Regions from separate parts of the Homo sapiens genome. Here region 1 is linked to region 2. Evidence: chromatin contacts called from ENCODE Hi-C or POLR2A ChIA-PET data. All regions are on one chromosome and are shown on one strand. Each heading gives the region's core, a stretch centred on a gene start or an enhancer-like site at or near the end of the contact. The rest is flanking DNA. Distances are from core to core; before and after follow the strand shown. Region 1 overlaps STXBP5 (syntaxin binding protein 5). Region 2 overlaps STXBP5 (syntaxin binding protein 5).

The links. Hi-C counts contacts between places; a loop is a spot of excess contacts on that map. ChIA-PET counts read pairs that join two places held with the same protein, here RNA polymerase II (POLR2A). Pooled maps may share reads with other maps.
Region 1: a loop to region 2 is called in a pooled map, with 5 times the contacts of the local background. The contact joins two enhancer-like sites. A Hi-C loop is called at or near these places in 8 of 50 pooled maps. POLR2A ChIA-PET finds 5 or more read pairs at or near these places in 7 of 52 experiments (CD4-positive, alpha-beta T cell, Panc1, T-cell and 4 more).

Annotation. Positions count from the first base shown.
Region 1 is chr6:147,320,726-147,327,177 of GRCh38, forward strand. STXBP5 (syntaxin binding protein 5) reads left to right here. Exons shown (of 28, transcript NM_001127715.4): 17 at 4,234-4,359; 18 at 6,400-6,452. Among named protein-coding and RNA genes, the nearest start is that of STXBP5-AS1, 120 kb to the left of the region's middle. Within about 2 kb of position 1,871, at least 7 of the 41 ENCODE cell types and tissues checked have a DNase peak (open chromatin) inside an H3K27ac peak, as active enhancers do.
Region 2 is chr6:147,281,163-147,287,055 of GRCh38, forward strand. The region is part of intron 8 of STXBP5 (syntaxin binding protein 5); the gene reads left to right. Among named protein-coding and RNA genes, the nearest start is that of STXBP5-AS1, 79 kb to the left of the region's middle. Within about 2 kb of position 2,514, at least 2 of the 41 ENCODE cell types and tissues checked have a DNase peak (open chromatin) inside an H3K27ac peak, as active enhancers do.

The DNA.
Region 1 (6,452 bases), core at 621-3,120, 39 kb after region 2:
TTACTTAAAATTTTAAGTATTGATTTTTAAAACTAGAAATATAAACAAATCATAGTAAAAAATATCATAAAGTAATGGCTCTATTGATACAGTTATGGTTATTTTGATCCTTTTTCTGGATTTTAGAGAAAACCCAAGAACAAGAATGCATGGGAAGATTGTAAACATAGGGATTGCATGATAACTATTTCCTTTTCTTCAGCCATTATCTTAAAATTAATTTGTTAGTAATAATAATTCTCTAGTATTACCTTACTAAAGGACCAATTTTTGGAGACAGAGTCATGAGAGAGATAACTAGTCTTTTAGTAGAATATTGTACAAGCTAGTGAAAGACATAAAGTACAAGTTTTGGACATTTTTGTCTAAAATCTATATATTAGTGATTTTTTTAAAAATCACAAACAACTTATACCTCATTTTTTTCTTTTAATAGTCTTCAAATAAATGCAGGTATTTATTAACTTGACATTGTTTTGGTCCACAGTCCTAGAGGCCAGTTTCTTAAAGTAAGAAGTATAACAAAAATTGATGTTAAAATATAATATTGAGGCTTTTTTCATATAAAATGCCTTTGTTTACAATTGGTTTATTTGAAGAAACATTTTAAAAGCAGCTGTTTAAGACCAAGGAAGGGGATTGATTGAGACCAGGAGTTCAAGACCAGTCTGGATAACATAGTAAGATACCATCTCTACAATAAAGTTTTTTAAAAAATTAGCCAGGTGTGGCGACATCACCTGTAGGCTGAAGTGGGAGGATTGCCTGAGCCCAGGAGTTCAAGGTCACAGTGAGCTATGATCATAGCTGCACTCCAGCCAGGGTGACAGAGTGAGTTTCTGTCTCTTAAAAAAAGAGGTAAAAAAGAAAAGGCAGCCGTTTGACTTGTTTCTTTTAGCAATGAAATTTTATGTTTTTGAATTATTTTTATTGTCCCTTTGCAAGGTACTTGCTCAAACAATCATTTTGAAACTGTGAGGCTCTACGCATCACTTTAACATTTAAAATACGTTTGTACAAATTATGGAACTCTTTATAAAACTTTTTCCTTAAAAAGTAAACAAATCAACTTGAATATATTAAAAACATTAAAATTATACCATAACCATTTAGAATAAAGCATAACACCCTCTTCCCATTTCATATTTTTAAAATGTAACTTACCTGCTTTCATTTCTTGGCTTAGGTTTCTCATCCTTTACCATTTTGCATCATGTTTGGCTGCCTTTTTATTTTTACTTAAGAACGTTTTTTTGTTTCCTTATACTAACTAAAATAAGAATTCCATGAGTTCTGTGTGTCCTGGTCACTTAAATCTTAAATGTGCCCATATATGTACTTCTAAAATTATCCCTGGAATGCCTGGTTCTGCTCTTGAGAATTTGTCGTGCACATTTAATATGCCAGAGGGAGGGAGGACACTTCCTTGACCCTAACCTTCTATACCTAATTCATAGAAGTAGAAGATAGACCACTCAGACCCTTCAGTCTACTCCTGTGTCAAGGCTGACTCTGGGAAGAAATGAAATGCCTCAGTTGTTACTCTGTCGCTTGAGATGGAGAGCTGTAGCTGATTAGTGGGTATTTCCCTAAGAATAATTCAGAAATTTTGCATCAGCCAGTGTAGAGTTCTGAATGCATTGCCTTGCAAACCTTGACCAGCCAGAAGTGAACTGTAGTTCAATTCGTATAAGCAGTGCCCTCAGTGATTCACATTTACCCTGAAGTCTGAACAACTTTCGCTGTTTCCTAGCATGTATGTCATCAAAACACGAGGTGCCATGGTCTTCCACATTAGAAATACCAACTGAATAATTCAGAAGGGTTCTTACCTCTGAGTTTGGTGGCAGGAAATTCAACATCGAGTAGTCTTCCTGCTGTTCTCTCACACACTGTCATTTCAAGGCAGAAGCCTTAAGAATTGCGGAAGTAACCAGGCTTTGCATATGTTTTGCTACAGCAATTACTAGGCAAAGAGTTGTGCAATCAAAAATGTTTTTAACTTAAAGTCATAGTAGAGTTTTTTACAATAAAAGCAGTCACACACTAAAATTGTTCACATTTTTTAAAAAAATGTGCCTTTCAAGTACACTTGAAGTTTTCTGGTACAAGTATAGCAGGTATTGTTTCAGAAGGTCTCACACTCTTTTAAACCCCTCTTTATCTCTTCCTTTCTAAAATCCTAATGACAAGTTTAGTTCAGCATGGATTTAACTATTCATGAGGTTTGGGAATAGGTAGTCATACCTGCTGACTAGTTTCACTTGTAGTTCTCTACCATCATCTCAAACTTAACCCCATGGTCTCCTAAAACTACCTCTTTATCCCTCCCTCCCTCCCTTCCTTCTGTCTGATTGTACATTCACTGTTTCTTCTTTTCTTCCTCTACCCTACCTCTACTCAACCTCCAATTCATTCAGTAAATATTGAGTACCTCTTTTGTGCCAGTGTTAAAAGTATTAATAGCTGCAAGGTTTCTGCCTTCCTGAAATGTAAAGCCTTGTCTGTTCTTACTCCATTAATGTGTTTCAATCTCCCTTTTTCTTGTTTCACATCAGAATCACAGGAACTTCCCAATTGGTGACCCTGTTCTACTTCGTCTTACCTATGTTCACCAAATTAATCTTCCCCAGATATTTCTTATCAACCTTCATTGGCCTTTAATTCTTCTTTTTTTTTTTTGGAGACGGAGATCTCACTCTGTCGCCCAGGCTGGAGTGCAGTGGTGCCATCTCAGCCCACTGCAACCGCTGCCTCCCAGGTTCAGGCGATTCTCCTGCCTCAGCCTCCCGAGTAGCTGGGATTGCAGGTGCTCACCACCACACCCGGGTAATTTTTGTATGTTTAGTAGAGACGGGGTTTCGCCATGTTGGCCAGGCTGGTCTCGAACTCTTGACCTTAAGTGATCTGCCCACCTCGGCCTCCCAAAGTGCTCTGATTATAGGTGTGAGCCACTGCACCCAGCCTGTCTTAATTCTTTAATAATGAAAATATATTACCTTTGTCTAATTTGACCATCTGCAAAGTACTTTTCATAGGCAGTCACAAGTTCCTCACATTGTGACTAGGTAGTAATACTCCCACTTTCTAGGTGAAAAGACAGCTGGTGAGTAACAGAATCAGTACTCAAAGTCCACCTTGCTGAGAGTTCTTTCTACCAACATCAAACCTTTGTGGACAGGACTTGAAGACCCTCTAAAGTCTGGCCCTGGCCTGTCTTGCTGTCTTCTCACTTTTACTACACACTCCTACCACTGTGGCCACACTTAACACTTATCAATCCTTGAACATGGGTTTTCTGTCTGTGTTCTGCAAGAGCATTTTTTGTAGCATTATCCAGCAATTATTAAAAAAGAGTCTCTGCGAACAAAAATACTGTCACCTCAAAGTCAAGGTAGATTTGTTTTACAGTGAAAGTAGGTGCACACACACACACACAAATTGCTCATATTTGTTGTAACTCATTTTTTTAACTTGTTTTTGGACAGTTTTTCGTTATGTTACTTCATGTTTTTAAGTTTTGTGGGGTTTTTTTTTGGTTTTTTTTTTTTTTTTTTTTTTTTTGAGACAGAGTTTCGCTCTTGTTGCCCAGGCTGGAGTACAATGGCGCGATCTCGGCTCACTGCAACTTCTGCCTCCCGGGTTCAAGCGATTCTCCTGCCTCAGCCTCCAGAGTAGCTGGGACTACAGGCACACACCACCACGCCAGGCTAATTTTTGTATTTTTGGTAGAGACAGAGTTTCACCATATTAACCAGGATGGTCTTGAACTGACCTCAGGTGATCTGCCCTTCTCGGCTTCCCAAAGTGCTGGGATTACAGGCGTGAGCCACTGCACCCAGCCATTTTTAAACCTGCTTTTCTAACTTACATTTTTTTCTAACTTGATTTGTTTTTCTCTTCTTAATCCTTGGACTGCCGCTTCTCCTCAGCTTTCTCCCCAGCCCTCCCTGCCTTCTTTCCTTTCTCCCTCTTCTTCCTCCTCACCTCTTATTTTCTCCTTTTCCTTCACCCCTGCTGTCCTCCCCCACTTTATATGTAGAGTTTGCATATGAGTTATTTTTGTTAATTACATACTTAGTCCCTCCAACTAGGTTAAATGCTTCTAGAAAACAGGATTCTGATTTTTATATATTTAAGTATCTAGTATCGTTTCATATAAAAAGTTATTTATAATCATATAGGCCAATAGTTGAAAATGGTTTAAAGATACCATGTTTTCTTTTATTTTAGAGTTAAAAACTCACCACTTAAACAGTCTCCAGGTTATCAAACAGAACTAGTTATTCAGTTGGTTTGGGTGGGTGGAGAACCACCACAACAAATAACCAGCCTGGCAGTCAATTCTTCCTATGGACTGTAAGTATAAGTTACGTTTTTTTCTAAGTCTCTTCATAGTATTCCATATGTCATTTTGTTTTTAAAAATAGAAAGGATGGTCTTTGTTATATCGTCACCTAAAATGGCATTCTACAATTTTGATTTCAGACGAAATTGACTGTTTATTTGGAACATAATTTCATTCTGAATAACTTACTTTGGGTATGCATGCAGTATTTCCTGATGTAAAGTTAAATGCCTCATGGACCAATAAATTATTTGTGATGAAGTTTTAAAGTCAGTATATCCTCTCCTAAATATACTCCCAGAAATAATTTTCTTATTAATAATTACTATAATGGAAATCTAACAATATGAACCCAGAAAACTGTTATAAAACTGATTTTTGTAAATGTTGAAGTGTAGTTGTGTAATTTTTCTTTCTACTTCCAATTAACTTGTATAAATTGTAAAAGCATGACAATAATTAATATTCATTTATACTGTAGTATACTGTTTTATCAATTCATGCCTTCAGCCATATAGTGTTAATTATACATATTTTTATTACAATATGATAGACTTATAAAGCATTTGTTATTTTCTTGTTTCAGAAATCAACACTGCAGTGTAAGAAACTGCTTCCTAACTGTTCAGTCCCAGAGCTATTTATCATGTGTAGTTCATTGTCTCCTTGCTTGATGCTAGCCCTAGGGACTCATTCATTTTTTTTCTTGCTGGTAGCTCCCACCACCTATTCTGTCTCTTGCAGCTGTACAGTTAGCCCTCTGTATCCACGGATTCAACCAACTGTAGATGAAAAATATTCAGAAAATATAACCAAAAAACAATACAACAATTAAAAAAAATTTTTAAATACAATATAAAAACTATATAGCATTTCCATTGTATTAGGTATATGTAAATAATCTCAAGATGATTTAAAGTATATGGGAGACTGTACATTGGTTACATGCAAATTTTATGCCATTTTGTATTGAGGACTTGAACATCCGCAGATTTTAGTATCTGTGGGGGTCCTGGAACCAAGCTTCTGAAGAAACCAAGGGACAACTGTACATCAAACTAACACTGGCTACAGTCTGAGATAGTCTTCTTTCATATCTTTTATTTGCTGCCACACAATGTAAGAGCACAAACTTTCTTCTTTTAAATATTTATTTTCCACGACCATAAAGAAAACATAGGAAATAAGAAAAAGAACCAATAGGAAGTTTCAAAGGAATCTATTACAGACCTCACTAGGCTTACAGTTGTATTTTGTTTGGCCCTTTCTGTGTATTTTTAGAATTTTAATTAGTTACCAAGACTATATAAATCCATACTTAGAGCTCCAACTTAAAAATCTGATTATGTGGCCGTGTCCGTGTTTCTCCATGGCAGCTTCATCTGGAACTGAGTTGAAGCTTTTCCTCATTAGATGTGCCATACAATCTTAAGTAACCATGATGCTTACATGTCCTCTTTTACTTAGTTATATAGCTCTCTATACATGTCAGTTCTCCATTCCTGGCTTAAAAGATCTTAAAAGAATAAATTTCCTTTATTCATAGTTGATTGGTTTATAGTTCCTGACTCATAATTGAGAAGGTATTTAGAACACCCCAAAGGGCCTCCAAGATGTATGCTTTCTACTTTTTATTCTTGACTTGAATGATTACCAAAACTTACCCCAAAGTATAATCTCCTACTTTCCTAATAGAAGGGAATGTCTCCCACCCATGAAGAGCTCAAAATGCCCCCAAGGTAGAAAAATAGATGTTGCGTTGTGAGATGTGAGAGATTTATATCTCTGATCAAGTTTCAACTCCTATGCCAAATATTTTTATAAATAATGCAGTTGATTGATTTAGTGATATTAAATAATGTCTGCAGAAGATCTAAACAGTTCCGTGAGTAGGCATATGTAACCTGTATTTCAGTTCCTATAGTTGTCTTTTGTTTCAAAGAATTTTCTGAAAGACCCACCATGCTTCTTTCTTCAGCCTTATAGACTGTAGTACATTTTTTTGGAATTATTTGTTTGTGCTAAAATGTTTGTTATTTTCCTATTCCCAGGGTGGTTTTTGGCAATTGCAATGGCATTGCTATGGTTGACTACCTCCAGAAAG
Region 2 (5,893 bases), core at 1,264-3,763:
TCTCCTGCACTAGCCTCCTGAGTAGCTGGGATTACAGGCGCCTGCCACCATGCCCGGCTAATTTTTTGTATTTTTAGTAGAGACAGGGTTTCACCATGTTGGCCAGGCTGGTCTCAAACTCCTGACCTCAGGTGATCCACCCGCCTCAGCCTCCCAAAGTGCTGGGATTACAGGCATGAGCCACCATGCCTGGCCAGCTGAGTACATTTTTATACATTAAAGTACAAAACTACATTCTGCATACCATAACAAGGGTATCATCTATTCCATAGAGATCACATTTGTGGTACATCATTTTCATTATATTAACTGTTTCGATGGATTGAAATTTTGTTCTACTTTCTCATTACTATTGTCTGTTGTGGTTTCTTGCTCTTAATTTCTAGCCAAACAGTTATGGTAAATTAGTTTAAATATACTAGCCTTTTACAATTGAGTACTTTTTTACTTTTTCTTATTTAAGTTCATCTAATGGTTGTTCAAGTATCTTAGTCTTAAAAAACATTTACAGTATTACCTTGATTGCCAAGAACTGATTATAATTTAAGTCTCCTACCAGTACTTTACGATGAGTTTTAGTGTTAGGGTGTTTAGTGTTAAAAATAGGTTAAGATATCCTTGAAGAATCTGTTCAGAAGGTATTATGTTGCATTTATATAACATGGGATTTTGAAGCCAGAAGAGTTGTAGTTAAGCACTAATTCCATAGTTTCTGGCTCTGTGACCTTTAGGAAGTCATTTAACATTTTTGAGCCTTAATATTCTCATCCATGAATACAAATAATAATGAAACTTGACCTAGTCTCATACAGTTGTTGTGAGGATTGTATTTACTCATTCTACAAATATTTATTGGTTCTACTGTGTGATAGGCACTTTTCTTAGCTGTGGTTCAAATAATCAAAATGGAAGTGAAATTACCCGGAAATTATGATGTGCTATTCATATATGGCTCTAGGAAGTGTAGGTGTGGAACTTGTTATTTACTTGGTAGAATGGATTAGTGAACCCCCAAAATATATTCCACAAAGACTAGTTTTTCTTATATTTATGATTCGTTTGGTGGAAAAGGTATGTCATAGTGAAAGAAGTTTTAGAAATACTGAATTAAAGATGAGCATTTTTCTTCACTTTAAGATTCAACAGGTTATTTTTGACTACCAAAAACAAACAAAAGGTGATAGGTCCCTTTAATCTCACTTTTATGAGTCTCAAACATTTCCCTGGCAGTCAGACAACCTGTAATCTAATTGTAAGTGCTATGTGTGAAATACCTTGTGGAGATTCCTTTTCTCTGAGACTTAAGCTTTATTACTTGTAAAATGGCAAGATTGAACAGGATTTTTAAGCTACAAAGTTTAGTGAATATGTGAAAATTAAGCAGGATTTGGTTCCATATAATGACTCTGCGGTTATTTCCTTTCAGTGGGCCATAGATTCTGCATCTCTGTATGGTACATCTAGGAGTAAGCTGTTTCTCTTTTGGCTTGTTTCTCTCCCATGGCAGATAGGGTTTCATTACTTAGGAGGGAATAACTTCGACAGTATTGGCATGGCTCAGATTCTTACCCTGAAGCACTCATCTTGGTTTTGTAATTTCCTGGGCCAGGGCCTCACAGGACCTCCCCTGTAGCGCAGGGTTGAGGGTGATGTGTTGCAGAGTAAGATTTTCTGTGATTGTCAGCTTTACCAGAATCAGATGGTTTCCTAAGGAAATGGAGGTGCTAGACCAGGGGTGCCTTCCTATATTAGAAGGAGGAGAATTATCTAGGACCACGCATAAAATACACTAACACTAATGATAGCTGATGAGCTAAAAAAAAAAAATGTCATAATGTTTTAAGAAAATTTTCTAATTTGTGTTGGGCCACATTCAAAGCTGTCCTGGGCTACATGTGGCCTGCAGGCCATGGGTTGGACAAGCTTGTGCTAGACAGTCAAAACCCATAGATTTTTATTATAGGAAATGATATTTTAAATTTAGTTTCTGAAGCTTATTCATCAATGTAATCAATCTACTTATCAAAAAGTAAACCAAGATTGGGGAACTTTTATTCTGTTGAAGGTCACTGAGGGAAAAATAAAATTCAAATTCACCTAAGTACGTCAGCTTAATATGTTAAGGATGAGACGTGTAAAGAATTCCATTAATCTGCTTTTAAGATTCACCTGAAATCTAAAACATTCAGTAAATAATAAAATTATACCTCAGTTCCTTATGATTCATCACAAACCTTTCCCCAGTTTATGTATTTGAAAAGACTTACCAGACTCCACAGAGCATACTCAAACAAGACCATGATTTAAAGGCGAAGGATATGATACAGGAGGAGAAAGAGAATGCAGGCAGGTATTCTGAAACATCCCTCCCCTATGTGAGCTCCCAGTGAGCACTTACACACGAGGATTGTGCTGAGTCCACCTCGAGTCACCAAGATCTGGCTTCTGAAGAGCTCCAGAGAAACTCTCAGGAAGGCCCTTGTAATGATCAAGCCAGTCTTGCTAATAAATCAACTAGGCCGTTTGCCAACCTGCAGCAAAACTATACACTGGTGGTTACCAGGGAAGTTTTGGGCCTTAAACAACACATCATAAATCCCACTGTCCTTTTCTTGGCCAAAAGTAAAAAAACAGATGTTCAGGGGTCCAAGTCCAGCCGTAAATCAACTTTGTACACTCATTTAGGAGGGAACAACCCTCCTCCCCATTGCAGACTAGTATTATTAGCAATGTGGCTCTTCAGTTTGTCTTTTTATTTTCTAGAACATCACTGTCCAATAGAAAGGTAACGTGAGCTGCGTGTGTGATTCTAAATTTGCTAGTAACCATGTTAAAAACAGTAAAAAGAAACAGGTAAAACTAATTTTAATAACATATTCTTTAATCCCAAATATGCAAACTATTAGTTCATGATGTAATCAACGTATAAAATTGAGATATTTTATTCTTTTTTTGTACTAAATCTTTGAAATCTAGTGTGTATTTAGCACATCTTAACTTGGACTAGATACATTTTACGTGTCCCGCTGTCCGTGCATTTTGAGTGCACGGTAGACTTACGGCTACCCTATTGGATAGCCACGCTAGACTGAGAACATAACTGCAGTGTAACAAGCATAACACTTAAAATATGTTCCTCATCCTAACTGGCAAAATTAAAACTTTAGAAAGCAACTGTTTTTGTCAGTAATCTTTATTCATTTTAAATGAATCTTTATTCATTGAATAAACATTGAGCACCTCCTACCTACCAGAGATTAAATACTGAAAATATACTGTCCTGAAGAGCTCATCATCAAGTGAATAAAAATGATCTATAAACTGATAAATATAATACATTGTGATAAGTGCTGATAAAGGCATGTATAACATGATATGGAAACAAATAAGTGGTGACTGGTTTTGGGTAAAAGGTGTTGGACTATTTCACAAATTCAGGGTATATGAACTTGGTCTTAAAGGATGATACTGGTGGTATAAGGTAGCAAAGAGCAGGGCAAAGTTATCTTAGAAGGCACAAAGGCACAAAGACATAAACAAAAGTGGGGTGTTCTTGGAAAACTGCTAATAGTTTAATATGACCAGAGTTTAAAACGCCTTTGGGCAAGTAGCAGGAAGTGAAAACAGAACCATGTACAGAGGCAAGATTATATATCAAAGTATGATAAAAAGTTTGAACTTCATAATGGAGACCTAGTAATTGAGTTTTTAGTGAGAAGCATTAAGTTTACATCTTAAAAATATCACTTTAATGATAGTACATCAGGTGGGCTGGAGGCAGAAGAGGGTGGCTAATTAGGAAGCTTTGCATTAATAAATAATGGAGATTTTATTAGAGGAAATGGGAAGAAATGGACATGTATGAATGAAATTCTGGAATTAGAATCAATAGGACTTAAACCAATTATTTGAGGCTTGGTGGTTTGAGGGGTGGGGAAATAGGCCATAGTAAGAAGGAGAAATCAGATGTGGCATGGAAGTTTATGTGAGTTATTAAGTGAGGTTTTATAATTAATCAGATCTTTTAACTGACTGGTCAAGGTAGTTCACGGATAGTTAAAAGAACAAGCACGTATTTTTGTTCCTCTGGTGGCATAGCATTTAAGAAGTAAAATGACACCTAGTGGTGAAATCCCCTAAATGTCTTTCCATTTATATGTGCTTAAAATCATGGGTAGTACCTTATTATTTGATTTGATTTAGAAAATGCTTAGCCTAGAATTATAGATGAATAAATAAACCTATCTAGACCATAAGCAGTAATCAGAGACATTATTTAAAACATCTTGGTTGGAAAGATATCAGAATATGCAGACCAAGGATTTGTTGGGTTTTTTTCAAGCAAAATTAATACAGGATGATCACTCTAAACACTGCAACATTTTTCATTTACAGAGAAAATGAAACTACTCTATTAACATCCTCTCAGAGGGACAGAAGTAAAAGTTAACTTCTAAAGGAATAGAAATCAGACTGACTTAGACTTGTAAGTCTGAATGTTAGAACACAATAGAGCAATATCAAGGGACTATTGAGCAAGAAGAAAGTTAAGAATTTTGTACCTAGCCAGGTTTTTTGCAAGATATAGAAGCTCAGGCTTGGAAGCGTTTAGCAAATACCATCTAATGTCCTTTAGAATTTGTTCCAACCTCTGAAAGATTGATGTTGAATATTGAAGTAAGTTAAAGGAGTTATTTCTGAATAATTGTTTCACTTCATAAAACAAAATCATGTTTGAACCTAAATGTAAAATTTGTGTCTATAATTCTAAATTCTGTCAGCCTGACTCTCCCACTAGAACTCTGCATGGTAGAAAGAGGATAAAAGCCAGCTGACCTTCTTCAGAGCAAACATTTAAATTTTTTACTGAAAGGTCATATACATCTCTATATAGATTGGAATAGAGGTTGAAGTTCTTAATTTATTCCTTGTATAACACAAGGGACTACTTTTCAGATTTAAGCCTCCTTTTTTCGATACCTTTTATTTTCCTTGCAATTCTCTCTCCCACCTCAACAATCCTTTCCTTTCTTCTGGCAGTTCTTTCCAGTTCCTTGGTCACTTCTGTCACTTCTTGGTTCCTGTAAATTGGGCTGCTAGAGATTCAAGATTCCCTGTACAACCATTTCTTCATAAGGAGGGGAAAGGGATTATTCTCTAGGATCTTAAATTAAGACAGGATTCAATGTTCCATTACCAGTCAGTGTACAAGTATATATTTATAAAAATTTAATATGGGTGATATTTCATACTAGTGAGGAGAGAATGATGGTTCAATAAATTGAGCTGGCAAGTAAATATTTATGTCAAAACTCATCTGATTGTACACTTTAAGTAGTGTACTTTTGTTTAGCAGTTATAGCTCAGTAGAGCTATTAAACTAGCACTCAGATGATTGATAGCTTATTAATTATTAAGAGGAAAATGTCTTCCCTGTATCAAAATACACATCAGAAAATAATTAATGTAATAAATGAATCTATTCTAAATTATAAGAAAAAGCAGATTTATGTGATTTTGGTGTGGGGAAGAACTTTCCAAGCGTAAAACCAAAGAGGGGAGGGACCAAAAAGACGGATAGTTTTTTTCATACACATGTATCATTATACATAAATGAGATCCTATCATACCAGTTCCTTCTCCCTCAGCCTTTTCCCATGTTAGCAGCCCAATCTCCTTTCTTGTCCCACCAGGTAAGCTATGTCAAAAATCTTACAGATATTCTTCTAAAATATAGGTATTTCTAAAATCATGTGTATTAACACATACACACAAATAAACATGAGATTATTTTTCTGATCATTGTTTTACAAAAATTAGGATTATGTTAGTGTTTTTGCATCTTTAAAATTTTTTAAAATTTTTGTGAGTACATACTAGATATATATATTTA